2 separate regions of the Homo sapiens genome follow, and region 2 is linked to region 1. A link is a loop called in an ENCODE intact Hi-C map of the cell type or tissue named here. Cell type or tissue: ascending aorta. All regions are shown on one strand. Each heading gives the region's core, and the rest is flanking DNA. Links, peaks and the distances in the headings are about the cores only. Region 1 holds the start of LOC105374077 (a long non-coding RNA gene). Region 2 overlaps KALRN (kalirin RhoGEF kinase).

Region 1 (15,574 bases), core at 7,284-11,283:
GGACCTATAAATCCAGGTAGAACCCGGGTTTCTGCCCTTTGAAAGAGCAGCCCAGGTGGCACTGATGCAAGTTGTCCAGATCACACTTTCTAAAACACTTGCATGGACCAAGTAGCTATGGTAAAGTCCACCTATTACCCAGAGATCCATGGATTAGATTGGGGCTGATTTCCAAGAGATGGGGCTTAGGAAACTGGGAAAACTGCAGAGGATAAAAAGAAACTTCTGGGCTACTGGCCACTAAAATACAGCGATCTTTAGCATGGTAGGAACCATCCCTCCCCAGCACATCACAATCATCTTGTCAATGACTCCTTATGACCCCTACCAAAGCTTCTGACTCATTTGGGACCCCCCAACTCCCTAATATTCCTCCAAATTAGCTGCCATTCTTGATGCTTTTACTAGACTATAGCCAGTCCAGGATTTTACAAGACACCAAAAATGTATCACCATGTGGGTAATCTGCATGGATATTACTGAGCCTGAAAAATGATCACTTCACCAACTACTACTGCAGGGCTTCCTCAGGGTGGGTTCCCTGGGAACTCCAGTCATCCTGGTCCATCTTCTCCAGGTGATCCTAATATAATCCAGGCTAAGTCACTGTTCTAGGAGGTAAAAAACAACTGAAAAGACTTGCTGTTTTAGGAAGATTGATTTGGGGAGCTAAAAAGGAGTAATGCCAGGTTACCCTGGATATTTATTGTGTTTAAAATGCAACAGAGGGCTTTGCCTGAGTCCACACTTGCCAAGCAATAGTCTTGCCCGGAGTGTTTGAGAAATGGCAGGCCTGTTCTTAGAGACAACACACGCAGAGTTCTCCATCCTGCACAGAGCTGAGTCCTCAGACTCCCAGGCCCTGTGAAAAGGAAGGGACAGAGAATAAAGAAACCCCATTACCATACTTGCCCCAGGCAGTGATGCCCACCAGGCATCCTGTCCACCTCTAAGAAGAGATAGACTGCCCTCTCTCTCTTAGTCTTCTTAGTGTGCCTCTTCTCAGGAAAGGTCAGGTGATCCTTGCTAAGTGCTTTGAGCCCTTGGGACCCAATGGGCCTCTCTGCCCTGGGAGTCTGACAGGAAATCAATCTGCTGTCTCCTTTGCATTGCGAATAGTGTGGATACCCATCAGGTAAGAGGTAATCTCCAAGTTCCCTCCCAACACCAACAGTCTGTAATTCCTTTTAGCCAAGACCTAAGGATGCCTATTTAACATGAAGCAAGGAGAGAACTAATCTACAGTTAGAAAATACATCTCCCAAATTTCCTTGAAAACAGGAGATAGCAGTGCTATGAACAAACCAGACAAGCAGAGCACCTAACTGAACCTTGCTTTGCATCAAAAGAAACTGAGATCAGACTGGAAAAATGACTTAAACACAAGGTGATACAGTTGATGGTTAAGCTTGAGTTGGAGCCGGGACTCCTAGCTTCTCCTGCTTGTCTCCCTCCACAGTTTGGGTCAGCCAACTTCGGCTTGACAGTGCATACCCTGACTTTTGGCACGAGCAGCTGCTTTATCCTCTTCACAGTATTTGGTTCCAATTGATATCCCAAAGTGTCAAAATCCCTGAGTACACACCAGTCAACGGTGAGGACTGAGACCATGGCCACAGTTGGGTGGCAGAGAGAAGCCAATCCAGGATTTTACAAGACACCAAAAACGTATCACCATGTGGGTAATCTGCGTGGATATTACTGAGCCTGAAAATGATCACTTCAACAACTACTACTGCGGGGCTTCCTCAGGGTGGGTTCCCTGGGAACTCCAGTCATCCCGTTCCATCTTCTCCAGGTGATCCTAACATAATCCAGGCCAAGTCACTGTTCTAGGAGGTAAAAAACAACTGAAAAGACTTGCTGTTTTAGGAAGATTGATCTGGGGAAGCTAAAAAAGAGTAATGCCAGACCAGAGAGGCTGGTCAGGGGGCTTTGCAGGCACCTACACAAAAGGTAAAAAGGCAGGGATGGGTGGAAAGGAAGAGATGCAGACAAGAGGTTATAAAGGGGGGCTACTGGGTCTAAAACCTAAGATGAAAGAGCCCCAGAAGAGAGAAAATCATGAAAAAACTCAAAATTTTAGGTCTTGAGAAAGAGGGGCAATGTATCTTGAAGGAGAGGCTGAGTTTAATTTTAGACATGTTAAAGAAGATATTCACATAGAGTCTCAGAGAGGACAGCTAGAGAATAGAGGCTGAAATCTAAAAGAGAGGACAGCTAGAGAATAGAGGCTGAAATCTAAAAGATTTGAGCAAGGCAACCACGTCTGTGCTGGGCCTGGAGAACAGGCCTGGACACTTGGCTGTACACACTTCCACATCCTGGAGAGCAGGCCTGGACCCTGGGCAGCGCACATCTCCACATCCTGGAGAACAGACCTGGACACTTGGCTGTACACATTTCCCCATCCTGGAGATCAGGCCTGGACACTCGGCAGCGCGCACCTCCACATCCTGGAGAGCAGGCCTGGACCCTCGGCAGCGCACATCTCCGCATCCTGGAGAACAGGCCTGGACACTTGGCTGTACACATTTCCCCATCCTGGAGATCAGGCCTGGACACTCGGCAGCACGCACCTCCGCATCCTGGAGAGCAGGCCTGGACCCTCGGCAGCGCGCATCTCCGCATCCTGGAGAGTAGGCCTGGACACTTCGCAGCGCACATCTCCGCATCCTGGAGAGCAGGCCTGGACCCTCGGCAGCGCGCATCTCCGCATCCTGGAGAGCAGGCCTGGGCCCTAGGCAGTGCACACAGCGCTAGGTGCCTGGTACCTCCAGGCATGCGTCTCCCATTCCTAATATTCCTTCCGCATCTTGAGTGCAGAGAACTTGGTCTGTTGATATTCCATGTGCCTCACCATACATAACACAGGGCACGTGGCAAGTACAGAACCAAAGCCTCTCCTGGATGCACACGTGGGCTGGGCTGTGCCTGCCAGCTGCAGGGCCCTACAAATCACCTCATCCTCCACATTAATTTTTTATGACAATAGAAGTCAAGCTGGCCCAGGGATATGGGACACTGGTCCTGCCAGCTGCCCCTTTGGAAGGACAACACAAAGTCCTCACATGGACTGACCAGGCATTAAAGAAAGCCCCACTAGGACTTAAATTCTGCTACTGTTTTCTCAATTCTGAAGATGGTGACTAGCTTACGGAAACCGAGCTATCCTCAAACATCTTCTCCTGCCAAGGATTATAAGAGCTGAAATCAAGAGAGAAAGAGCTCTGACAGACACAGCTTTCCTTCCTCTGGGAAAGCTCTCCTTCTCTGGATATGCTCCATTGACAAGGGGCCTGGACAGTCCTGCTCTGTAGGGGGAGAGGAGTTGGCAGAGGCTCAGCTCCAGGCCACATGCATGGGGGCCTGAGGGGAATCCTGCACTTATGCCCTCCTCCTGGGAGACAGATGCGATTAAGGACTTCTGGGCACCTTGCCAAATGGCCTAACATCCTGGGGATGGAGGAGTGGCCCAGGTGCTCGAAGAAGGGAGCTTGGCTTGGGAGTTTCTAGTAGAAAGGCCCAAACCTGAGGGCAGATTGGCAGCAACTGACAAGCTAGTGAGCCTTGTGTATAAAATGCTATACTTTTTTTCCTTTTTTTAAGACAGAGTCTTGCTCTGTCGCCCAGGCTGGAGTGCAGTGACATGATCTTGGCTCACTGCAACCTCTGCCTCCCGGGTTCAAGAGATTCTCCTGCCTCAGCCTCCCAAGTAGCTTGGACTACAGGCACACACCACCAGGGCCAGGCATTTTTTGTATTTTTAATAGAGATGGGATTTTGCCATGTTGACCAGGCTGGTCTTAAACTCCCAACCTCAAGTGATCCATCCACCTCAGCCTCCCAAAGTGCTGGGATTACAGGCATGAGCTACCATGCCTGGCCCAAATGCTATACTTTTAAAAGTACCCACCTCTCTGCTGCAGAAAGCCCATGGAAGTACCAGGAATTTTTTGATAATGATAAATAGTGGGGCATTTTGTATGTCATGGTAACAATAACAAGTTTTATATATTTTCTTCCAAAGCTCCTGGAGTGAATCTCATCCCAGTCTATCCTGATGGGGATTTCTGAGGCCTTGCCCTGATCTTTCTAGGTAGCCCTGACACATGGCCATTCAAAAGCACAGGGACGGTGGCTCATGCCTGTAATCCCAGCAGTTAGGGAGGCCGAGGTGGGCGGATCACGAGGTCAGGAGCTCGAGACCATCCCGGCCAACATGGTGAAACCCCATCTCTACTAAAAATACAAAAATTAACCAGGCGTGGTGGCACATGCCTGTAATCCCAGCTACTCGGGAGGCTGAGGCAGAAGAATCGCTTGAACCAGGGAGTCAGAGGTTGCAGTGAGCCAAGATCACGCCATTGCACCCCAGCCTGGTGACAGAGCGAGACTCTGTCTCAAAAATAATAATTAAAAAAAGCACAGGAAACCTTGGTCCCTTTCCTCTCACTCCCCCTTCTCCCAATTATCACTAGGCCAGCAGGCCAAGGCAAAAGACAAACAAAGTAGAGGAAACTTCAATACAATGATTTGTTGACTCTCTACATTCCCCTCTCCTCTATCTCCCAAGTAACTTCAGATTAACCTCAGCATCACTTCTGCAAGGCCTAAGAAAGAGTTAGTGTTTATTCCCAATTCTGTCTGTCCTTTGTTCACTACATCCAGTCTGGAACACCCAGGTCCATAATCTAGCCATAGGCCACTACATAGGCTCTGTTCTCCCAAGCTTTCTCTTTTTATTTTTTCTTTATCAAACTTATTTTAACCATTATAAAAGCAATACATGTTCATCAAATTTTGAAAAATCAGCATAGAAAAGAAAATGACCTAATGTCTCAATTCCACCCCATTCTCCATATATTAACCATATTTTTAATTTACTTCCTTCTAGTCTACTTGCTGTGAATTTTTCTTCCCACCATCCCCACCCCCCAATCACCAATCTGAACCAGACATTCTGGTTCCTTGGCTCTTTCACTAACTAGTTGTGTGACCTTAGGCCAGTTATTATTTAATCTCCTGAAGCCTAATTTCCTGGCTAGAATGATGATGCAGGCTGATTGCAGCAGCTCTGTTCATTCCTATTATATCTGTTTTCCAATGAACTCTTTCACTGAGATTAATAGTCAGATTGGTCAATGAGGAAATAGGACCCAATTTATAAAAATCTACATAAAGCACAACTTTTAAAAAATACAGCCATTGAGTCCCAGGAGATGGGTCATTAAAAGCCTGGAATGGTCTTACCCCATTACTTCCTGTGGACAGCAGAGCCACAACACACAGGGAGCACAGCATTGAGAGGGTTGAGAATAATCACAAAGCCACCCTTTACTGTGCACCTACACAGGCCCAGGAACTCTCTATGTTCCAGGGGCGCCCCTGGCAAATTTTCTTCTCCTATTCTCAACGAACTTGCAATACAAAATTCTGATTGCTAGGGTACAGATAAGAAAAGCTAGGCTTAGTAGGTTCAAAGCCTTGCCCAAGACTTCAGAGCTAGAAGGCTCAGGGCCTGGCCTTGTGTATCCAAATCTTACACCCATGTCCTAAACAGTGACTAGATTCTCTGTGCATCATTTCTGGCTATTCCATCCAGTACTTTGGCAGAATTTCTTGTTATCTGGAGCAGACTTTCTGGCTGGTTTTCTTAAACTCTCTCCCTCTTCCTCCTTGTACATTTATCCTACTGGGATAAGCCCTGCTCACAACAATCATGACAGAGTAAGACAGGAAGACCTTAGGAACTCACGGCCTATTTGGCCAGCAAGCCAAGGTAAGGCGAAGGGGAATGGGGTAGGGGTGAGATGGGCTGATTCAGGAGTCTGAATGAGAGGCCTTGAGCTCATGCTACTCTTGGAATTGATTTTAGTTATTATCACCCATTGTTGAATGAATGACTCCTCAACTCAATCATGCAAAATGAATACACTTATTTTATGGATAAGGAAAATAAGATTCAAAGAAGTCAAGTAACCTACCCAAAGCCATGTAGCCAGTCAGAACTAAGACTGAACTGGCTGAATCCAGGTCTGTCCACCTCCCAAACCCCTGCATTTCCATTCCTCCAAGATGCCTTTCTCACCAAATATCCAATAACCTATGGAAGTAGTTCAAGATCTGCGGAGAGAGAGCTTAAGATACCCATCAAAGCCTTTCCCAGGACCCCAGGAGGATGATTTTATTCAGGGACTCTGAAGGCAACTGCTTGCAGTTATTAAACCACCTGCTGAGAATCCAAATTCTAATTTGATCTCCACAGGCAGGAATTCCTCAGGGAACATGTAGTTCAAACTTAAGGGAGGATCAGAAAAACAGAAGTCCTTCTGTGGTAGGTTGTTTATAAGATAGCCAAATCAAGTCCTTCTATCCTTATGTGCCCACTCCTTTACAATGTGACTGCCTTTTTTCCCACCAAGAGGTAGGGTCTATTTTGCTACCCCCTCAGTCTGAACTAGCCCATGACTTGCTTTGACCAATCCAGTAGAGCAGAAGAGATGCTGTGTGACTTCTAGGCCTCAACTTCAAGAGGTGTTGCAGCTTCCGCTCTCGTTCTCTTTCAACACTTCTGCCATCACGTAAAGAAACTCAGTCTGGTCTTCTAGTGGATAAGATATCACAAAAAGATGAACAGAGAGAGTTATTCAGCTGACAACCAGCACCAATTGCCAGACTTGTCAGTAAAGCCATCTTAGACCATCCAGCCCCAGTCAAGCTGCCAAATGACTGCAGCTACATGAGTGACTCCAGGTAAGACCAGCAGAAAAACTGCCCAGCTGATGCCAACCCAAGTAGCTAAGCCAGTAAGCAAATAGTTGTTTCAATCCACTAAACCTTGGAGCCTAATTTCCCAAATCCTTACATAGCATTACTCCATCACTTCTGAGAACAGGGGTAGCATAAAGAATGTAGAAATGGGCCAGGTGAGGTTGCTCATGCCTGTAATCCCAACACTTTGTGAGGTCAAGGCAGGCAGATCACTTGAGGCCAGGAGTTCAAGACCAGCCTGGCTAACATAATGAAACCCTGTCTCTACTAAAAAAATACAAGAAATTAGCTGGGCATGGTGGCACACACTTATAATCCCAGCTACTTGGGAGGCTGAGGCATGAGAATCTTTTGAACGACACTCCAGCCTGGGTGACAAAGCGAGACCATGTCTCAAAAAAAAAAAAAAAAAAAAAAAAAAAAAAAAAAAAAAAGAATGTGGAAGTGGAAGGAGTTTATAAAGTATGTCTTAGGCAAGCAGCTCATGTTGTTTGTGCCCTGAGACTCTGCAGGCTTCAAAAAACCCCAAGTCTGGAGCCAGACAGCACTAAGAAGTCTTGATTGCATAAAGAAGAATCAAGCCCAAGGGCCCATAAATGTGAGAGAGGTTTAGAGCTTGCTTTTATTGATCTACAACTTCTCTGTGTGTACTCAAGAGGAAAACGTCTTCTCTCATATATCAACCTGTTGGTCACAGCCAACAACTCTCTGTTGCCTTTTAAAAGAATTCCAAACTCCTTAACCTGACATTTAGGGGCTCTAAATGATCTAAATTCAGGTCTGGGGTTCTAATCCCAATACTGCCACTTATTCACCAGCCATGTGACGCTGGATAAGACACTTCACATCTCTGAGCCTCAGTTTCTTAATAAGTAAAACTGGGATTTTGCATGCATAGATCATGCAGTTGTTATGAAAACTAAGATGACATAAAGTGACCAGTACTATACCTGGCACACAGTGGATGTTGTAAAGTTCCTTCCCAATGGTTCAACACCCTTCATCACACTCAGAGAAGAGAGATTCCTTCAGAGAAAAGTTTGTGAGATGCCAGGAAGGCGCTAAAGGTTCCTTGGGGTAAAGCCACATCTTGAAGCCTTGATGTGGTTGTAAGGAATCAGAGTGATGGACTGGGTCCCCGTCTTATTTGTTTTTCTTTTTTTACCACACGTCCCAAGTACATCTATAGCTAACTAAAGCTTTACCACGGTATTTTCTGAGGAAAGAACTCTGAAATGCTCTTGGTTGAGTTTCAACCAAGCCAGCCCTCTTCTCCACCTTAGATTCTCATATCCAACAATGGGCATCTGCCTCTTGTATTCAGAACACTGATCCTACACTCGGACTGATCTTACTTCCTTCTCTAGTTTCCTTCGTGGAAAAATACCCTGTTACCCTAATTTCCATAGTTCTACTCCAGCAAGTCACTACTCCCACGTTCAGGACAACTGAGAGTCCCAGAGAGAACTGTCCCCTCTCTCTTCCCCTGACTACTCCCCTATTGCCCACTGTTGATAATAACTCCTTCCCTGTGTCTCTCTCACAAACACATACAGTCACATTCTATAGTGAAACAGGAAATTGAACTAATAGAACTACATCTCCATCAGAGACCAATCAATGCCATTGATTGGCACAACATTTCACTGGACATGAGGCGCCAGGGAGACAGGGGATCCTCCTTCCCTCCCCCTAAACTACACACACTGCCCCTCTGTCAATCCCCGGGATTCCACTGCACCAGTAGTTGCAAATTACCCACAAGTATCAAGCCCTATGCAGCTAGAGCCCACAGCTGAAGAGAAGCCAAAGCTACCAAAACATCAACCACTGGCTCAGGATTAAAGAGAGATAGGCAGTTCCATTCCTGTGAGCCCTTACCCTGTAGGGAGATCCTCCCTGACCCAGTAAGCCAAATCCACCCCATCCCTACCCTATTATCAAACCACAGAGAGCCAACAAGCTTAGTAAAATGCAGTGGTTTCCATTCTTTAAGCATGGACTCTCCATAGTCACTCCACCATTCCCCTCCAAATCACAGCACTGACCCCTCAGAAAGGGAAAGGAAATCATTTATGTGCCTCAATGTGCAAAGCCTTCCACCACTATGTGTTCATCATTCATTCCTAGAACATCCCTGAAGGTAAGGCATTATTATTTCCAGTTTACATGAGTGAACAGAGGCTCACAGAGCCCCAGATAACACAGTCAATAAACAGGATTTAGATCAAGGTCCTGTGACTCAAATCCCATGTCTTTCCACTCAAGAGTCAACACTTAGAGTTGTGCTCTCTTAGTATATACTCTAAATATACTTGCCTGTGTTTGGGTGTTTGTCTAATCATGTGCCTTTGTCACTGGTTCCTATAGCTCCCAGAATAGTGCCATGTGCTTGGAGGTAGTGTTGACAATGAAGACACATGGAGATGCCTTCCAAATCACTCCCAGTGTCCTCTTCCTTGAGAGGCCGATTGAGATCTAATCCAAACCTGAGGCATGTGGCTGTAGTTACCACATTTGGTGCCTTTTCTACAATATTTAACATAATTTAACAGGAGTTAAAACTATGATGCAAAGACATGAGAGGAAGCAGACGGAAAGTTGACCAAGAGATAAGCAGAGAGGGTAGAGTCACCTCTTCTATGAGCTTCATTTGGGAAAGAAAGTGGTATCACTGAGCCTCTCCCCAGGGAGATTCCCCTAGTTTAACTTGGCTGAGCCACTGATCCAGGCCCTCCCAATGACTCTCACCAGCATTCTGGGGACTCCCTTAAAGCCAAGGTAAACATGACTCAAACCAGCAGAAGCCAATATTGCTTGCTCTATGAGAACTTTCTCATAGTTTATCTAACCCAGGTTGCCAGAGCTTGGACAAAGTAGACAATCAGTTGCCAATGGCAACCAAACCCCATCACTTCCAACTTCATTTTGATTGGCTTAGAGGGATGGAAGTCAAGGAGGGTCCAGGAGCAAGTGGCCTTTATATCTAATGCATTCACTTAACAATCATCTTGCTTTATACGCATAACTCTTCAACTTTTTAAACGGCTTTTCAGTATCATTTCATCTTCTCTTATTCTCACTGTAATTCTTGAGGTGAATGATGATCTCCTCAGGCAGACAGGAACTCCCTGCAGTTGTTTTGTACCTCTCCACCAACCTCAGTACTTTTGGAAACCAAAAACCTTTTCAGCAAAGAAAGAGCAGGAATATGATCTTCCCAACACAAAGTCACAGAATCACTCAGCCTTAGAGATGGGTGGGTCCTTAGCAGCTCCCTAACTATACAACTCTCATCTGAGGGCAGGGGTGCACTCCAAACCAGTGCTGTGCAGTAGAACTTCCTGTGATGATGGAAATGCACATATCTGCTCTGTCCAATTGAGAACTGTACTGGAAAGAGAAGATGTGTGCATTTTGATCACTTGAAATGTAGCTAATATGACTGAGAAATTGAATTTTTAATTTTATTTTAACTAATTTTAATGTTAACAGCTACATGTGACTATTGGCTACTCTATGGGAGAACACACTCTATGGCATCCCAACCAGACTTTGCTGCAATGGTAATTTACTACCTCAATTTGATAGTGTCCACAAAGAGAGTCATGCAATTTTATACAGAGAATACCTGTTATCTGTGCTGAAAGAATTACGTGATAAAAACACCTTTTGCCTACAGTTTGAATGTTGATCACTTCAATAACAAAATGCTTACAAACTCTTACAGACTGAGCAGATTAGAAACAGAGAAGCCACTAAAAACCATCTAGCTCAACCCCTTTATTTCACAGATGGGAAAACAGGTTTGCTGTATCTTTCTCCTCGGGTCATACCTTACAGATCCTGTGTTCTCTAGGGAGTCCAGTGCTCTTCCATACAAGTAAACATTGCTCCCAGTGTTTCTGACAACTTTCTGAATTATTCTCTACCTCTAGGTATCCCAGGGTAAGAGCGAAGCTAGGGAGAAGGAATTAGAACTGTCACCACCATGACTAGCAACCAGAGTCTCCTGCTTAACAGGAGCCAATTTCATAGGAGCCACAGGTCAGCAGTAAAGTGCAGGGATCTAAGGGAGCCCTGGGCCCAGTCGCTCAGGCAGAGCCCTGCAAGGACACAGGGTTTACTCTTGGTCCACCCCCACTCCATCTTTACCTGTCCAGTCACCTATTTGGAAAGTCCCCAAATTTATTATTATAATATCATTATTATTATTATTTTGAGATGGAGTCTTGCTCTGTTGCCCAGGCTGGAGTGCAGTGGTGTGATCGTGGCTCACTGCAACCTCTGCCTCCCAGATTCAAATGATTCTCCTGTCTCAGTCTCACAAGTAGCTGGGATTACAGGCACATACCACCAGGACTGGCTAATTTTGTATTTTTTCTTTTAAGTAGAGACGGGGTTTTACCATGTTGGCTAGGCTGGTCTCAAACTCCTGGCCTCCAGTGACCCACCTGCCTCAGCCTCCCAAAGTGCTGGGATTACAGGTATGAGCCACCACGCCGGGCCCTCCAAATTTAGATGTTCAAAAAAACATCTGTTTCCTCTCACATTGGCTCAGAGCAGCGGTGTCAGTTTAAATTTGGGGCTTCTAGGCAAAACTGATTTCCAGAGGAATCCCTTTCCCTTTGTTATATGCTGAACGGACTCCTGGAGAGAGGGAGTCCCCATAGGTGTGGGTCCTGGAAATAAAGATTTTTAAGTTAGGGAGAGACATAATATAATTTTCTTATAAAAAGAAAAAACATATTTACTTTCTCTGCTTTTTAAAGCTGGAAATTAAGAAAATGTGAAAAAAATAATTTTTATGAGTATTATTTGAGCTATCTGGTGGTCCTGCTTCTGAAGGAGAAACATCTATGAAACATCACTCATGAAGCACTTAATGAACACCATCTTTCCAGTCACTACACTAGGCACTGCACTATCTCATAGGGGAGACAACCTTCATCTGTTCAATATTTGTTAAGCCCCCACTAAACAAAGTCGCTATCTTCATAAAACTTACATTCCAGTAATGGGAGGCTTACAAAAATCATGTGTACAAAACAACAATATTACTTGAGATAATACAAGTCCCACAAAGAACATAGAAGTAGTGGGATGGGGTGTGACGCTGGGATGGTAGAGTGGGGGACAGGCTACTCTAGCTAGGGTGGTTAAGAAAGGCCACTTTGAGGAGATGGCATTTGAGGGAGGGCCTGAATGCTGGGGAGCAGGCAGATGGGAGGATGAGCGGGGGAAGAAGACACCCCAGGCAGAGGAGCCACTTGTGCAAAGGCCCTGAGATGAGGACAAGCATGGTATGTTTGAGGGTCAGGAGGCTTGTAAGGCTGAAGTGAAGTGAACAAGCAGGAAGTGGTAGGAAGAGAGGTTTGAGAAAGAGGCCATGGTTCAGGGAGAGCACATGAGAAAGAGATCATGTGAGGCCTTACAGGCCGAGGTAGGTACAGTGCGAAAGCACTTGGAAGGGGTGGGCATTAAGCCCAAGAGACATGATCCAATGTATGAATATAAATATATACAATGGTGGATAAAATATTTACAATACAGGAAGAATGAGTGCAAGGCAGGCCATTACAAAGTACAGGAGCTATGCTAATAAAGAAATCTATACTGTAGGGAGGGGCTCGAGAAAGTCTAAGCCTCTTAGGGCATGGCATTCCAGGCTACAACAGAAGACGCAAAGAAGGAGCAGTGTGAAATGACATGTGTGAAACATGACGACATGTTGGAGGGGACCACATGTGGTTGCTATGGAGGTGGATAGGTACAAGCCATGCATGGGAACCATGCATACATCAGCCTTGGTAATTGAACGTAATTTGTTCTCAATCTTGTCTCTTAAAAATATTGGTACCCAGGCCCCACAACAGACAAATTAGATAAAAACATCTGAGGGTGGGAGGGCAGACACTGGCATATTGAAAAGCTTTCTAAGAGATGCTAATGCACAGCCAGGGCTAATAAGTGGTACTGTAGGCAATAATTTGAAGGGCCCTAAAAAATTTTAGACAAGCAGCAACATTTATTTCTCATAACAAATTTGTTTTTCTAAAGATTATATTTTATAATTCAGTAAAGTATAATATGTTCAAGCAGTGATGACAAATTAATTACTTGTGTTTTCATTTAAAACTCTGAACAATGTTACAAAAGGAATAACAAGTTTCCATTCCTCCTGACCTCTGGCTCCTCAGTTTACGAGAAACCTAGAAACTCTGAACAGAAGAAACCTTCAGCAATGAGAGCTGATAGATTTTATAGCCAGAAGGATACTGCAGAGAGCCCCCCTCATTTTACAAATATAAGGAGAGGCCCAGAGGGGTACTATGATCGGGACAAAGATGCCTGGGGTTAGCACCGAAGGTAGAGCTGGACTCCAAAGGTAGAGCTCTCTCCACAAAACCATGCTGCTTCTTGCATGTGACTTAAATAACAAAAGCCGTCCTAATGTCTAGACTTGGACATTTTCTACAATATTAATTAGATAGTGAAAGATCACTTAATTTTAGAAGAAATAAAATATAAATATAAAACAGGAAAGGGATAGGAAAAAAGAAGTCCAAACTAATCAAATACAGTTTTTAGCAAATATAACTTTATTTTTCAGGTTATCCCCTTAGTTAATAACCTCTATAGTTACTGCTCCTTCTGATGTTTTATTTTGATATTTCCATAGATTTCTGTAAACTGAGAGTTTATTCAATGTATGACAAGTTTTCTATAGGTGCATAATTCTTGTTCAAGGCATATATTTCAAAATGTAGACCCACATCTTTCTCCAGTTTCCAGAAAATAGAGAGTTTGAAGCAACAGACACAGAAGAGTGGGTTTGCTCCCATGCTGCAGAAGGCATTTGCAGGACAGAATTCCCAGCTCTATTCTAGAATCAAACATCTGAGGATTTTTTGAGTCTATATTTGGAAATGCCATTCCAACCCTGAAGGCTTGAAATGTGCTGCTTAAAGGTGTGCCAGGAAAATATGGCAGCAGCACCATCTGCATTTATACTGCCACCTTTTAGCCCTGGATCCAAGATTTATACAGCAACAATGGTCAACTATTCGGCTCTTCTCCATTTCTTCATGAAGTCTTTACTTTCCCCTGGCAGTGCACAGAGATTTTATATGCCGCCTAAATTAATCTGAAACAGAGGTAAAGGATGTCTCAGCCAAGGTCACTGTCCAATCTGGATGCAGTGATAGCTATAAAAACTGACTGTGTACAGTTAAGTGTGTGAGTTCTGCAGTAAATCCAAAACACAATGCTTCTTGCTACTCTGAATGACCACAGAAAAGGTTAGATTCAAGCTGGACTGTGAGCTATGAAAGCTACAACAGCCCTCAGCAGGGGACAGATGTTGCAACTGAGTCAACAGTGACTTGGCCAAGGCTTGGTCATGCAGAGGTGAAAGCAAATATCCAGGCATTAAACATCAGTCAGGTGGCCCAGGAGCAAGATGACATACAGGGAAGTTTGGAAGGAGAAGGAGAGAACTTGGAAGTTGGCTCAGAGCAAGCCTGTAGTGAGAACTATGAGCAAGGTCTATGGTAAAGAGCCACTCAGCTCAGTGTCCTGTTGTAATATTTATACATTTATTCTTCTACCTTTATAGCCTTTCTTCTTTCTTCTTTATGCAGATCCATGTTAGAACCTATTATGTGTTCAACCTATTATGTGTCCAGCAAAACATGTATTTTCATGTCACTGACAGATTTAGGCTAAAGAAATGCATGCCATAATGCAGCATTAGATGGGGACATTTTTTCTTCAAACTGCTTTCACATTACTTGCAACGTGATTTGTCAAAATAAATACCTTAGGACCTCGTCTCTGTAAGACTTCACATACTCTACATGTGGTGGTTCCCTTATATCTTCAAAACTTCTGGAAACACAAAAGCTGGCACAAGTGTCATTATCATGGAATCCATGGCTCCTTCCCTCTGTGCAACTGACCAGCCATCTGTTGGAAAGTCGTGCGCAGTTGCCTGCCTTTCATGGATGCTTCCATTGCCTGTTCAACATACTCACTCTCCAGGCTTGCCAAGAGTGTCTTCTGGACCCTGGGGCTGATGCTCACATGAAACCTTCTAGCCAATGTGCACTTTCAGGCACTCATACTAGGATACCAAGAGAATAGAGTGCTCTTTTAAAAAAAAAATCCTTCTCATATTTCAAACATCATCTTATCTATGAAGTAAGTGTTGTGAATATGGCTAAAGGGATTTCAGGTGTCTTGCCTTTGTTCCCTGTGTGGTCCTGGTGAGGATGCTGCAGTTTCAGAGACAGCAGTAGTAAACATTGGGAATTCAGAGTGCTAGAAGGAGGTACTGGTGTCATCTCCATCATGGGCCTCCTCTCACTCATGAAGAAGTACTTAATGTCAACAGACACTTCACTTCCTACACATGAAGATGCATTCAGTCATCCTTGTCTCCTTTAGATATGCATATATCGTTAGATGGCATTTAGAAGTCATGTTTACTCTTCTCACTTGGAATAACCTACAGTGAGGAAGGGGCTGCACTGTGCAAGGAGGAGCTTCCATTTTGCTAAGGAGGAAAAGGATAAGACTGTAGTTAGTGCTTCTCTAGGTTCTAGACAATCTTCTGCATTGTATATAAATCGGATAATGGCCCCTGTACAGGGCAAAGCACTATTCCAGCTCTGAGGGCCTCACCTCAGGACTAAGACCAGGTGTTTTGACTTTGCCTCAGAGCAGGGATTTGTGATTTAAATACATTATGGAAACATGCCACTGGAGCCAAAACAAACTATAATATTCCGAGTTCAGA
Region 2 (15,574 bases), core at 3,894-7,893, 79 kb before region 1:
AGACTTTGTTCAAACTTTTGCCCATTACTTGATCTATGTTAAGCTGCTTTCTGCTCCTCAGGGCTATTCTAACTGCCTCTGTACTTCTGCTGATTGCCCCAAGCCACACCCACTTTCTGAAACACCAGAGATCAGCAGGTGTTAAAGAAAAGTGTTAAAGACACATTATCACCTGCTTTAAGTTCTCTAATTGGTATAATCAGAAGTAGTAAAGAGAATATTGGATGAGACAGTGTCTTACAGAGAATGAGCCGCTCTCTAGGAATGGGTTTTGAATGAATGTTTGCTCCCACAGACAGTTCTCAAACTGGTCCTTTAAAATGGGGAGGCCTCCTGGATGGCTGGGTATCCAGAAGGCAGGAGAGAGGTGGTGGGGCTCCCTGTGCTGCTCATGCGCTCTCTCCGCTGGGTCATGGGTGACTGTTCTCCACCAGCTGTCTTTCTGTCAAGCTGTAATCCAGCTGCCAAAAGACCTCCTCAGAATCTACGTTAATTCATCCAGAGGTTTTTGTTGTTGTTTGTACTGGAAGTCACCCTCTGGCCTCTTACCCAGGTTATTATTCCAAAGAGTTAGTGTCTTTTCTACCCATTTAACAACACATCTTTTGCCTCTGCACATCTGATTTGTGATGCCAGGGCTAGTGGGGGCAGTGGGGTGGTGCAAAGGTAGTATCTTATCCTAAATCTAAGTTTCAAGTCCTCCTCTATAAAGTGGTTTGACTCAGTATCTGTGCATAAAACTGCCATGCTATCTTGCCTCATAGATGCGTAGAACACTTGATCTTGAGGAAACATTCATGCTTCTTCTTGCTAGCTCCTCCTGTTAGAACTGAGGGTAGCAAGTTTCAGAGGCGGGAAGTGACTTGCTTTAGGTCACACAGTCGGCTGGATATCTTAGCCGTTTGGACCAGGCATCTAACTGTCAACTGCCTTATTCCAGGTCTATAAAGTGAGGAGATTCTGACTAATTGGTCTGGGGTTGGACTCGATCATTTTTAAAAGTTCCCCCTGGTGATTCTAATGTGCAGCCATGGTTAAGTACCACTGAAGGCAAAGTTGTAGAGATTTGTTTGCCTATTTCTAGGTCTAGGAACTACTCCTTGTCAGTTCCTCACCCTCAAGTGTGCCAGAAGCAAACCCAACTCTTGCCCATCAGAGTCCCAGGGAAACCCTAACTGCAGACCAAATGAGGAAGGTTGATAGTTTCCACCTTTTTAAAGTCTGCTACCTAATTCTACACAAATAATACTATTAAAAAACAAAACAAAACAAAAACAAAAAGACCTCTCATTGCAAACACCTGGAACAGGGATGTGGTGGTTTCTCTTTTTCTCTTCCAGGCAGAGTGTGGTAAAGTATTCAATAGCACAGACTCAGGTCCCAGGGTCACACCCAACATTCCCAGGTATAGCCATAAAGTGACAGGTCCAGAGGCCTAAAATCACTCAGCGGGATCTCTGCATCCAAATCCCAACTTGTCTTCAATGCTGCCTTTAAACAAAATATTCTACAAATCAAGTCCTCTCAAAAAGAACAAAGACAGTGGCTCACGCCTGTAATCCCAGCACTTTGGAAGGCTGCAACAGGCGACTTGCTTGAGCTCAGGGGTTCGAGACCAGCCTGGGCAAGATGTTGGAACCACGTCTCTACAAAAAAATACCAAAAGTAGCTGGGCAAGGTGGCGCATGCCTGTAGTCCCAGCTACTAGGGAGGCTGAGGTGGGAGGATAGCTTGAGCCCAGAAGGTGGAGGTGGCAGTAAGCCAAATTGCACTACTGCACTCCAGTCTGGGCAACAGAGCCAGACCCTGTCTCAAAAAAAAAGAAAAAAAGAAAAAAAAAAAAAAAGCAAAGACTTGCCATGCCACGCCGCAAACAGTCAAAAGAGCATCCCACAGCTGAAGGGAGCTCCCAAAGAGAGCTCCGGGAATGGCGGGGGTGACAGCAGGATCAGGCAAATGCACGCAGTCTTCCAAAGGATGTACACCTTGGAGGGACCAGCATGAGGCAGCTGCATAAACCCTGATGGGTTTGTCAATCAGTAAGGTCATTTTACAGCCTTACAGGCTCTGAAACACAACTCCTGTTCACCAAAGGAAGAGACCCACTTTCTGAATCAGAGTGGCTTGGGAGCACAGCATTTGTTTGGAAGGAGCTACTCTTAGCCAAGAGAAGACATGAAAACTGTGAAAGCACAAGAACCATTGCTCCTAGAGTCTGGTCTAGCTGGCTAGGGAGAGAAGGTGGCAAAGGGGTGGGTTCAGATGGGAGTGGGATGGAAACTGACATCCATTTCAGGACAGCAGCTTCCTGCCCTATTTCCCACCCTCCCTCACAGAGCTGTTCATCCCTTCCTTCTGGGCCATTCAGAACATGCAGCAGAAATGAAATGGAAACCAAAGCACTACAGGGAAAGAAAGAACTGGAAACCAAAACCCACATAGCCCTCCCATTTTCCGCAGCCCTCCTCAGACAACCCCCAAGGTACTCTCTTCTGGCCTTCTCTACCCTCTCCTTCTTTCCCGCTCCCCACTCCCCTTAGTCAGGCTATATGAAAAACAATTCATCTTTTAACTTTAAAAAATATCATTATGATCATAGCACATATATCTGTGACAAAGACTGTGACCTGTCTAAGCACAGTGCCTCAGCCACCCCACTGTAAGACACAAGGAGCCTTTCTAAAACGTGGAGTAAGAGAAGAGAGCTGAGGGGACTCAAGAGAAATGGCAACAGTGCAGCCATGGGCTGCCTCCCACTCAGGTGCTGCACCCGACCTGTCCAGGAGACAGAGCAGCAACTCTCCCAGGCTTGGCCTACTACCATGCCATCACCACTCCTCATTCTCTTGTCACACCCCCACCTCTCCCTGCCCTCTCACAGGAACCCCCACACACTCTCCAGCTGGGCTCTGGTTTCCTGGCAGGCCAGGTGGAATCCTCATTAATAAACCACATGTTTCCTCCAGGAAACAGTCCTTGCTGTGGCTTGCACACACCTCCTCTCCTTCCCTCCTCCTCTTTCTCCTTAAGTAGCAGTCACATTCTTGAAAGCCCAGTGCTCTTTGCCTGCAGCACGCAGACACATGCACAACCATCCCCACCAACACACAATGCAACACGCCACACAAAGCCACCCCCCCCAGGCCATGCCCACTGGGTTTTACCAACCAGTGCAGGAGCTCTATTTCCTGCAGGGCAGGCGGCTGTTACCCTCTAGCTAGCCTGCCTTCCCTCTGACACACAGCCAGGGTTGCCCTGGCAGAGGGGACTGATGAGATCCCCATGGTTTACATGGAGGAAAAACCTTGTGATGGCTCAGACACTAGTGGGAACCTGGGAATTACAAGGGAGGTCAAAGAGCTGGAGTCGGGGAGCCCTGTGGGAGGTGAAGGCTTGCATGTTTGGATCTTGAAATGGAACAGGGAGGACCAAGGGCTCCAGGTCTTTGCTCCAAATCAGAATAAACTAGGCTGCCCCCATGCATAACTAGCTCAGAAGCTCAGGAAGCTCACATATAGGGTGGAAGAATCCCTCCACATATGACTTCATAGAGGCCCTTATCCTGTGCATGCTGCTCTAGGCACCCTGCTGTCCCACAGGCAGGGTCTATGTTAGGGGGCAGTGTATGTATGATTGCAGCAAGCTCAGGACTGGTACCCTAGCCAGCTGGAGGACCCTGAGCCCATGACTGGACCCCTTTAGACAGCATTCTACTCTTTTTAAAAGAAAGAGTTGGCCTGGCAGACCTCTACAGCTTCTTCCTGCCTTTAAGCTCCAGAATTCCAATTCATCTATTTCCTTTACAATCCAGGTCAGATTTTTACCACCAGTAAATTATGTCTGATTACGTCCATTTAACTGACATGCTTGTGTGGCTGCTGCCTTGGAAGCTTTCAGTTTTTGTCTTCTCCTGTGGATTCTGAAACCTTAACCAGACCACAAACCTCCTGAAGGCAAGAACTGGGTCCCTCCCCCATTCCCCACCCCATTAATCTGCAAATTCAGCCAAGAGATCATTTGACCATTCCCTCTGAGTTTGTGTGTATGTAAGAACTAAACAAGTGTCCTGTGTATCCACAGAATTAAATCTGAACCAATGTGCAATCTTCCCAATGCAGCACTCCTTCATAGTCAGAGCTGCAAGAGGGTGAGGAATGGTCTTGCTTTCCTCCAAGTTCAAAACAGGGAGTTTCTCTTCAGCCAATGAGGGTGAAGCCTGAATTTCCTGCAAAGGAAAACAGCTTATGGTCTGGAGATCCAGGACATTCTCTTCCTGTGTAGGGAACCAGGGTGGAGTGCATCACAGGACAAGGTTCAGACCTTGTCTCAGGCACCAGGCCAAAACCTGGCACATGCATTACTAGCGATGGAAACAGATAAAATTCCAGCTCCGGACAGAACAGTCTGGGAGATGCAAGGGAGAAAAATGTACTGATTTTAGAGTTTTTTAGTAGCTCTCAAAACCAAGGCTGGTCCTCACTTGACCTAGAACAAATGGGAAATGCAGAGAGGAAGGAGGCTCTGAGAGAAAAGGAAAGAGGGGCCAGGGCCATCAGGACACATGCTTGAATTACGTCAGTAAATTATCCGAAAAACATTCATCCTTGCTGAGTCACCATGGCTGACAAAGTGCTCCCATCTAAGTTCCAGGAGAAATGGGGCTGGCTGTCATACTTGCTTAATTTAGAAACAAGAATATAGCTCCTTGGTGAGACTGAGTCCACTGCTAGTTCCCTCGCAGGTACATCCATGCTCCGTCCCCTGGCAGAAGGCTCTGCCCCACTCTGCCACAGTGCCAGTCCACCCACCTCTGGCCTGGGTAACCCCCTGTGGTCACAGCCCCGGACAGAGGAAAGAGAACCTCCTGAAGGAAACCTCAGTCTGGCCTCAGGTACTTCATGTCTGAAATAGAGATCCCGGCATTGGCCCTAAGGAGTATGGGGGGGGTGAAGCCCTCTCCTTTTTCCTTGGGGAGCCTCCAGTCTAATTGAATTCAGCCAGTTTGCAAGGTGGTGCTCCACACCCTCAGGGGCAAGAAACAAAACCAACCATTCCAACCTGCAAGAGGTTCACCACCTATCAGAGAGAAAGTTGTGTGGTTTCTCTCAGGACACTCAGATCTCATAGAAGGGATGGGACTCACCCCCATTATATGAGTTTTCCAGATTCAAAAATCTTTAAATGCTGTTCAAATCACTTGTTTTGTTTAGGTAATGCTGGACTTTTGAGAACAAAATTCTGAATAAATCTTTTTTTCTAAAGCAATCTAAGAAAACATGAGATGGGGTGGAGAAGGCGAGGGGGAGACTTTTTTTTTTCAATACAAGTGACAGAGGCAAACTGGTACAGAAATCTTCTGCAACTGATGAGTGCCTACACCCAAGCTAAATTCTCTGCAACAGAAACCCTAGATAGTTTTGTTTTTCTTGTACTCATCTTCCATGTTGAGAGAAAGAAAATATTGTCTGGAAAGGAAGGTCTGAAAAGACAAATTATCTTCAATGTTTTATCTTCAATGTTTGTGGCTGATGAAAAAGGTCAGGGGGACAGTGGGAGCTCCAAGAGATAAGTTCGCTTGGGGCACTGCAACTTCAGATCTACCAAAGATGAAGGCAAAACCAACAGGAATGTTTTTTGTTAGTGTTTTAGTTTTTTTAAATTTGATTTTATTTTAAAAAGAATTATTATAGAAACACCACACTATTTATATCCCCAAAATAGCATTATTATAAAATTCCCAGTTTCAACATAGCAGGTGAAACATTTTCACAAACATTATTTTATCTATCATTTACTACAGTTCTTTGAGAAAGATTGTATCAAACTCACTTGTAGTTGAAGAAGAGTAATCCTTGCTTATTGGTTGCTTAAATTTCAGTGTTTCAATAAAATTTTAAACAGTAAAGCTTGGAAAATCCCAGATTTAATGAGGAGAGAACCAGAATAGAACCATTGGAGCCTCTGACAAAACCCATCTATGTCTTCTTGGGCAACTGAGCTCAGGTACTCTACCACTTGGTGGCAGCACACCTAAACTGCCAGAAGAGTGTACAATAAAGGCAGTCTCTACAAAACTGAAGTGTCGTAACATAGAGTGTCCGTATCAAATATATGCCTGAAAACATACTCAACCCCAAACATCAGTGAAGGGCACATAATCAGACTTAACCAATGATAAGTAAAGAGAGAAATAGAAAACACAGTGAAAATGATATGTAATGGGGGAAAGAGAAACAGCCCCAAATCTGGATCCCCATAACTGAAAAACACATCCTTTTCCCCAGATGCTAGGCTGTCTCTCCAGCATCTATATTCAGGGAACTCTCTTATTTTCAATATTCCAGCCAAATGAATCCCAGCTAAATTTAACTCATCCTGATTACCTACCACAAACTCCAGAAACACCTGAATGCATTGGATCTTATTTCACCTGACATTGAAGTTGACCTAATCAAGGTGACACCAGACACTTCAGCTTCCTAATCAGCCTGCTCTTGGTGAGCCATAGACAACAGTAGCCTAAAAGAGAAATTAAATGACCACATCTAGGCTTTCCAGGCTCATTCAACATTGCTGCCCAGAAAGGCCTTTCTCCATAAAAGGCAGATAAGGACACCAGTTCTGATAAACACAAAAGAGGTTAACCACTTTAAGCCATGCCAGAACTGACTACACAACCAGCCAAGGAGCTGAAACACATCCAGAGGCAAAACTAAAGAATCACCAAGGGCAAAAAAAAACAAGCAAGCCCTTTTTAGATTTCATATCAGATCCTAACTTTAATGTGCGCTCCCTGTTAAGGGGCCATATTAGTTTAGGAAAGTAAAAGGAATCCTTGCCTGGGAGGCCCTGCAGAGCAGGCCCTGTGACCAATCCCTTTAGTCTTTCCAAAGTCAGGATAAGGTTTAGGTACACAATATATGGCCCTAAGTTAGGGTCATTGATGATGGTGATAAGAATGTTTGCACAATGGTGCCTGGGCAATGGTGAGCAAATAAATTTAGGGAAATGCAAAGAATAGGAAATCTCATTGGAAAACAGTACGGAGGTTTCTCAAAAAGTAAAAATAAAACTACCATATGATCCAGCGATCCCATGTCTAGGTATATGGCCAAAAGAAAGGAAATCATAATGGAGTACTAGTCAGCCAATAAAAAGAATGAGATCTTGTCATTTGCATGACCATGGATGGAACTGAAGGACATTATGTTAAGTGAAATAAGCCAGGCACAGAAAGACAAACATTGCAAGTCATACTGGGAGTATAAATTGATAAATTTGGAAATAAATTTGGTGAGTTGTCCCACCAGCTTTAAAAAAAGGTTCATAAAATAAGTAATCTGATTAAAACATGGGCAAAAGATCCGAATAGACATTTCTCAAAAGAAGATATACAAAATGGCCAACAGGTACATGAAAAACATACTCAACATCACTAATCATCAGTGAAATGCAACTCAAAACCATATAAGATATCATCTCACCTCATTTAGAATGGCTACTAAAAAAAAACAAAAAACAACAACAATGACAAAAAAAAACAGAAAATAACAGATGCTGAGGTGGATGCAGAAAAAGGGAAACACTCATACACTGTTGGTGGGAATGTAAGTTAGTACAGCAACTACAGAAAACAGTACAGAGGTTTCTCAAAAAAATAAATATAAAATTACCGTATGATCCAGCAATCCCACTGCTGGGTATGTAGCCAAAAGAAAGGAAATCTGTGTATCAAAAAGATACCTGCACTCCCATGTTTACTGCAGCACTATTCACAATAGCCAAGACATGGAATCAACCTTACTGTCCATCAACAGATGAATGGATAAAGAAAATGTGATATAAATACACAACGGAGTACTCTTCAGCCATAAAAAGAATGAAATCTTATCATTTGCAGCAACATGGATGGAACTGAAGGACATTATGTTCAGTGAAATAAGCCAGGTACAGAAAGGCAAATATTGTGTGTTCTCACTCATATGTGGGAGCTAGAAAAAAACAACTCACACAGGTAGTAAATACAATGATGATTACCAGACGCTGGGAAGAGAAGGGAGAAGGAACAAAGAGGGTGATTAATAGGTACAAAATACAGTTACATAGAAGGAATAAGATCTAGTGTTTGATAGCACAGTAGAGTGACTCTAGTTAACAATAATTTATAATATATTTCAAAATAGCTATAAGAGAAGATTTGGAATGTTTCCAACAAAAAAAATGATAAATTTCTGAGATGATGGAAATCTCAATGCCTCTGATTTGACCACTGCACATTGTATACATCTATCAAAATATCATATGCACCCTATAAATATGTACATTATGTATCAATTTTTAAAAAGCAAAAAAAAATTATATATGTAACAACTAAAAAAAGCCCATGATTGCTACAGATTTATCTCGAAGAAACCACTTAAGATACAGACAAAGGTTTACATAAAAAGATTTTTACTGAGGGTTACTTACAACACTGAACTTCTGGAAACGACTTAGATGCCCAGTGATATGGTTAATTAAATATGATGCATCCCAAGACACACTATTACACATGAAAAGTTTTTAATGTTATGAAAATATTCCTATAGTATAATGCTAACTGGAATAAAGCAAGCAGCAAAACTGAAGAAACAATACAGTCCATTTCTGTTTTTAAAAAGCTCTAGGCCAGGCGCGGTCGCTCACGCCTGTAATCCTAGCACTTTGGGAGGCTGAGGTGTGTGGATCACTTGAGGTCAGGAGTTCCAGACCAGCCTGCCCAACATAGTGAAACCCCATCTCTACTAAAAATACAAAAATTAGCTGGACGTGTGGTGGGCACTTGTCATCCCAGCTACTTGTGAGGCTGAGGCAAGAGGATCGCTTGAACCAAGGAGGCGGAGGTTGCAGTGAGCCAAGATCACGCCATTGCACTCCAGCCTGGGTGACAAGAGTGAAACTCCGTCTCAAAAAAACAAACCTCTAAAAAAAGATAGGAAGGAAATATGTTAATATATTGTTATTATCTCTAGGTGGTGCAGTTACAAGAGCTTTAAAAAACTCTTAAAATATTTTTTCTGCACTTACTTTCTCCAGTAAAAGAAATATCTTTCTAATTTAAAAATATAGGCCAAAACTTTGTCACACTGTTAGGCACATATATTCATTCATTACGTATTAGAAGTGAAGTGTTACTGACCTATGGCTGTAACTGCTATCACTACTAGCTCTAATCCTAAACTTAAGCATAACCCTAACCCTAACTTTGAAAAAGCAGTGCTAGGGACAATAAAGGACAAGTGACAAAAGAAGGTCCCTACTTTCAAGCAAGGGAAGGGAAAGAAACTGCCAGTTGTTGTCAGCCCCTTCTGTGAGCTAAATAATGGGCTAGGCATTTTACATGTGTTATCTCACAGAATCCTCACTACCATTGTGTTTGGTAATATCTTTATGCCTATTTTATAGGTAAGAAAATTTTTAGCAAGCATGCGCATTTCACCTCCCAGAGGGGAGGATTCTGGGGTTCATTCTTCCTGGACTGGAATACCCTACATAATTTCCAGGTGTCAGCATTTTTCCCTGCAGCCCATTCTTTCTCTGCTATTGTTCCACTCCCACCAAGTCAATGCTGATGCCCAAAGCCCCTTCTGAGAGTATACATGGAATATGCATGTGAAGGAGACTCACTACCCTCACTTATTAGGAATTCTTTTGTCCAGTGCTGGGTGGGTCCTTGATTTATCGCTACAGGCACTTACTGGTTCCTGGAATAACCAGGGCTGCTTCTCATAGTTACTTCATGACCAAGTGGTTTCCGCCTCTGATTGCTCCAGTTATTGTTCTCCAGGGAATCACAAATGTGTCTCTCCGCATTTGAAGCATGATAGCCAGCTCTTCCCCACTCCCTACAACCTGTCCCTGTTCACAGCGTTTCCATGAGCCCCTGTAGTCCCTTAGCCCCACATGGACTGTGCAGGCCCCACAGACCTGCCAAGTCCTACAATGGTGGCATGGCCATGGAAATGAAGGAGCCTCAAAATGTGCATTAACTGAGCACTAATTCCAGAATTGTACTTCTGACACTACAGCAATGCCAATATAGAAACAGACAGGCAGGTGGGTGAAGGAAACATCTCGGACTCAAGGAAAATGAACAAGATGATCATCGCTAGAATACGATAGAGACTACCCCACCAATGTAGGCATTAAGCTCGGGGTCCCTGCTACTGATAGTCTTTCATTAATCTCTTTAAATAGTTTCTATGGTCTTAAGTGCTTTTGTTTTCTCCCTACATCTCTTGGTATAATTTGGTAACTAAATCATGGTTGACTATCACCCACAGATGAGCATAAATGAGAGTTAATGCATCTAAAACTGAACACAAACACCTGGGGGAGGAACTGTGAAGGACCCCAACACCACCACCACCCTCACCACCCCTGTTGTCCTGCATATCCACAGCCACCATGGTTGCCTTGGCCAGCAGAAGCCCAAAACTGAGGTAATTACCACCTGTATTTCTCACCTGCAGCAACCTTCACACTTAGGTTCCAAAGAGAAGCTTCAGGAAAGGAAGTCTGAAGCGTAGTGGTCCCTGCCCACCATTGTTAGATCTCTGTGTTGGTGCCCTTCCCTACCGCCCTCTTCCATTGTCCCTCTGTTCCAAATCCAGTCTTAGCCCATCCTTCAGAGTTCACCTTCTTACTCTCCCCAAATCAGTCCTCTCACTCTGCCACCACTGCCACTTCCTTCACTTTGGCCTCCTCATCTCTTCACTGGATAAAAGCTTAGGCTCTGGTGCTAGACCATCTGGCTCCAGATCATACTGACTGTGTGCCAGTAGGCAAGTACTTCATCTCTCTACGTCTCAGTTTCCTGATATGTAAAAGGGAAATAATGATAATTCCCCTCTCAAAGTGTTGTTGAGAATTAAGTTAATGCATGTAAAATACTTATAACAGTGCCTAGAATTGATTAATAAATGCTAGTTGTTACTTTTACTGTCTTTAAGCCACATTATTGGAACTGTTTCCCCATTGCCTAGCCTTCTCTTCCATTTCATCTTCCACTCAGTTGCCAGAGTGAATCTTCTAAAAGGCAATTTTAATTGTCATTCTCCTGCTGAAAAGCTCTTCAATGGCTTTTTTATTGCCTATTAGTAACTAACTTCTTGAACTAGACCCACAGAATTCTACATGCCTCTCTGCCCTATCCTCTGCCATTCTCCCAAAAGACTATGTGTTTCTACATCTTGAGTTTCTGGAACTTAACCTGACACCCCTTCATCTCCTTTGCCCACCCCCAGTGTTCCTTTGAGCCCTTCCCTCTGACTGGCCCATTCCTACCCCTTCGTGCTTTTAGCAAAATTATCTTGGGGCTTCTAAATGCTGCTCACGTCTCTTTTGAAGTCTCCCCACTCCCAGTCAACAGCGAGGCTGTATGTTCCACATGCTGGAAGGCCAGAGCACTGGGTTCAACCCTCTATTTCATCACTTAACTCAGGGTGCTACCCCACAATTATGCACATGCTAGACTTCCCCAGACCATAGAAGGAGACGCAACCAAATGTTTATGGAATCTACTGTGTACCTGGCACTATGTAAGGACTTGATATACTTTATCTTACTTAATACCAATAATTAATAAATTGAAAAGAATTTTACTTTTTGTTTGATATTGACACAAATTATGATATTTATTCTAAAGTATGGAGAAAAGTAATCATTATTAATTTTCCTTATTTCAGTTAGCTAAGAGAAACTTCTCAAGAGACACTTTAGCACTGCATTAATCTATTAATAATTTGGTTTGGAGTTCTCAGAGTCAAAACCTTAGCTTCTTTTTCACTCTAAATTATGTTTAAAGATTCATCCATGTTGTTGCACATCACAATAGTTCAGAAATGCTAGTCACAGAAAACTACACAATGTACAATACCATTCTTATAAAGCTCAAAAACAAGAAAAGTAAATCATATATTGTTTATGAAAATATGTGCTGAACTATACCTCCCAAAAAGCAAAAGAAGGATAAACATAAAACCCAGGACAGTGTTATTTTTGGGGGAAGTAGGAGAGTCAGAATGGGGAGGAGCCCTAGGTAGCATTGAGGATAGAGGTGATGTTCTGCTTGTCAAATTGGAGGGTAGGCTCTCAAGTGCTCGCTTTATTATTGTGCTTCATAACCTTTACATACACTGCATCTAGTCCCTCATATGTAGCAAATATTGCTATCTATGTATGTTCATATATATTTTTTGTTGCTATTATTATCATTATTACTATTACTGACCTCCTTTAGGGGAAAGACTAACAATTACGAGCACCTGGGTGCTAGAGAGAGCCTGCTAGATAATTCCTCACAATACCCTTATGAGATAGACATTATTTTCCCAAAATAAAAATTAGAATATTAAACTTAGAAATGGTGACTAGCATGCCCAAAGTCTCCCTCTGTGCCAAATATCTTCCATTTGCACCTTGAATCCATTCTGTATCTTCTCTCCACTACCCAGTGCCCTGGGGAGTTGACCTACATGGACTACATCAATGGGCTCCCCTGTCATCTGGCTTCTCGGTACATTCAGTCAATGATGACAGGAGATGAGAGAATGGGAAGAGAGTGGGGTCAAGGTACCAATTCCCCTGCTCCCTGTCATGGAGTCACCATGTGTTGGTGGCATCTTCCACTGAAGGCCACAGTTCCTGTCAGGCAGCCTCTCACAAAGCTCTCCTCTCTCTTAGAAGTGGTAATGTTTCCCCTCCGTGCTGTTTCCAGGCCTGCAATGCCTGAGGGATCCAAACCTTGCTGGTTTCTCTGTTCTCTGCCCACAGCCTTATAAACTGTGTCTTGGTTAAAGTCTTCCCAAATTACCCAGGTTGAGGGGCCATATGTTTCCCAGCTGCAGAAAGGTAGAGCTGGGATCCGAAGCTCAGCATCTTCCATCTAGACTAAGATGCCTCTTCATCCTTTGCTGCAAAAGCTGATATGACTCTAAGGAAGGTGATTACTAACGATTGCAGTTACTACTGTGGCTTTATGTTTCCTAGCAGCATGGTAGAATGCTATTTGCTCTTCAGGGCTGGGGTTACATATAGCCAACAATAGGGACACCTAACTGGTATTGCTGGAAATGTGTGTAAAAAGTATCTTGTTTATACATAGAAATTATAAGCTATTTATACATAGGGTTTAAATTCAAAATGGATAAAGAAATCAACAATGATCTTTAAAAGGTATGTTTTAGGGAAATGTAAACAATGTGACCTAAATGTTCTCATTGGTCCTATTATCTGGCCTTTCCATCACCTGATCCCTCCCCTTCCTCCCCACATCCTCCTTTTATTGATGATCCCAGAGCAAAGAGTAAGGTATCAACAACACATCTCAACAGGCCCTTACAACAGAACATGTTTCATGGCAGTAGTTTGGATAGCTCAGGCTCTCTCACGCAGAAAATAGAGGCAGGAAACCCTTGCAGTTTTTACCCCTCTTCTTTCAGCTGTCTTCCTGGTTCTCTCTGCTTACACCTATTTTCTGGTAATGCTGCACAAAGACAGTGCAGGCCATAAGCCCAACTTATGTTTTGCTGAAATCCGTAGAACAAGAGCAAATGTTATCAAATAATAGGCCACAAGTAAAGGCACCTTGATTTGATTGACATTACAGAATAACTCATCCTAATTTCTTGTTATCTTTCCTCACCAATATGATAACCACATTCCTTGGCAGAACACTCAGTATCTCAGTGGAACTGCTAAGAGCAGATTAAGTGTCAGATACATCAACTGGTGCCCTTAGGAGTCACAGAAAGAAGGTCGTGACAAAGCAGGCTAACAGTGATGATGAAGAGGAATTCAATGCAATAAAAGTAACCCAGGATTTCCTTACTAGATGTAGTGCTTAGAAATTCCTATTTCAAGCATTTCGTCAACTCCCAATAATCACAGTGGGTAGATTATCCACACTGTGGGCTAGGCCTGGACAGTTGTTTACTCTCAGGCTGGATTTTCTATCCTGTCTTTCAATTTCTAGGGACATTCATCAGCTGATCACATCTGAGTATTTTCTTTCCACTCCTTTCACGTACAAGTAACTGTAAGCAGACAGCAGACCAGGACAAAAAAATGTTAGATAAGTGTAGGTGGATGACAGTAAAGATAACATGAGGCCTCACCAAGATTCCTATCCAGAACTTGTCTCATAGTAGACACTCAGTAAATATTTGTTGAACTGAGTGGATGGAGTTATTGAAAAGTTGAATTAGAAGACGTTTAAGGTTTCTTCCCACCCTGTTACCTATGACTCCTCAGAATAAGATGATGGAAAACCTGAGTGACCTAGGAGATAGATGCCCAAACTCATCAGGAGCAAGACAGAGAAGTTAAAATGACGGGACTCATCTCAGGCCAAGATGGACGCTGAACGAATAAGTCAGGACTGATCCAAGCTGTTACACCCCAACAGGATCCTTGGTCCTGGGTAATGCCCCAAAATTTCCACCTGGAGTCGAAGGGGACTAAAAAGAAGTTCTCTTAGGATTTAAGGTATAGACAAAATCTTAAGTGAAATCCCAGACCTTAACTTACTTAGGAAGTCTGAGAAGAGAGCACTTAGATGCATATTGGTGGGGGTGGTAATACTCTGTTCTGAGGCCCTGGATTTTATGATGCATTGTTTTTTCCAATATCACAGAAACCTAGAATTCGGGGCAGGAAAGATTCTTAGAAGTTATCTAAGCCCACCTTCAACCCAGTAGAGGAACTTTTTCTACAGCATCCCTAACAGAGGGTCATCTGGTCTCCAGTGACAGGAAGTTCACTTTCTCCAGAGGCAGCAGCAGTGTTGCTAGACAGCTTCCATGTGGGCAGGTTCTTTCTCCTGATTCTAACGTCCACCCGTTAATGCAACAGAGGCCATGCCTGTTCCCTCATTTCTGGGGCAGCTCTCCTGAAGTCAGGAATTGCGTTTTTTGTTGTTTTTTTTTCTTCATCTTCATGCCTGCCAGCAAACATCCCTCATTCCTTCAACTGTGGAGACATGGATTGTGGGTGCCTTAATGTGCTGCTTCCTTGACAGCACTCTAACTGATCTATGTAGTTCTTAAAATGAAGCTGGCCAGATGAATGTTACAGAGTTGAATGCAGTGGTCCAGATATGGCCTGGCCTACAGAGAGGAGAGTGGGACTATTTCTTCCTATTCATTTCTAAATTATCAACACTATCTGTTTAATCATCTATTCTAAAATGGTCCCCCAAATGGCCATTAAGTTTGCTGGTTCCTTAAATTCTAGGATCCTCATTCACCACTCACTTATCCTTATTTGTTTGTCTTCTGCTGGCTGGTTCATCTCCTACGCTACAATGCACTCCCATCTTGGGCTGCCTTTTACTATTACTGGTTTGGCACTGGGTAGGAAAATACCCAGGTTTCCCCTAAATTTCTCAAAATGTGTGTTCCTGTTCACCACAAATCCTCAATCTACCTGGCATAGAGAAGCTCTAAATACTTGTTGACTACATAATGAATAAATGCATGAATAAATAGGTAGCAAATGTTGGTCAGGAGAGGTGGCTCATGCCTGTAATCCCAGC

What was found. Hi-C counts contacts between places; a loop is a spot of excess contacts. Peaks named below come from ENCODE experiments on the same cell type or tissue, not always from the same donor. Only the 100,000 strongest peaks of a DNase experiment are listed, where the experiment ranks them.
Region 2: it touches region 1 in a loop (1.9-fold over the local background); 2 of 110 quality-filtered maps call a loop at or near these places.

What each region holds. Positions count from the first base shown.
Region 1 is chr3:124,162,466-124,178,039 of GRCh38, reverse strand. The region is part of intron 1 of KALRN (kalirin RhoGEF kinase); the gene reads right to left. LOC105374077 (a long non-coding RNA gene) reads right to left here and starts at 11,032. Exons shown (of 2, transcript XR_924424.4): 1 at 9,526-11,032; 2 at 6,328-6,607. In ascending aorta, for the core only: no CTCF peak of the experiment used is centred there; a DNase peak (open chromatin) is centred at 9,549; H3K27ac peaks cover 2,748 bases.
Region 2 is chr3:124,237,628-124,253,201 of GRCh38, reverse strand. All of the region lies in intron 3 of KALRN (kalirin RhoGEF kinase), which reads right to left. Among named protein-coding and RNA genes, the nearest start is that of MIR5002, 110 kb to the right of the region's middle. RefSeq lists an enhancer at 4,166-5,365. In ascending aorta, for the core only: a CTCF peak has its summit at 6,011 (motif pointing right); DNase peaks (open chromatin) are centred at 4,531 and 4,651; H3K27ac peaks cover 4,000 bases.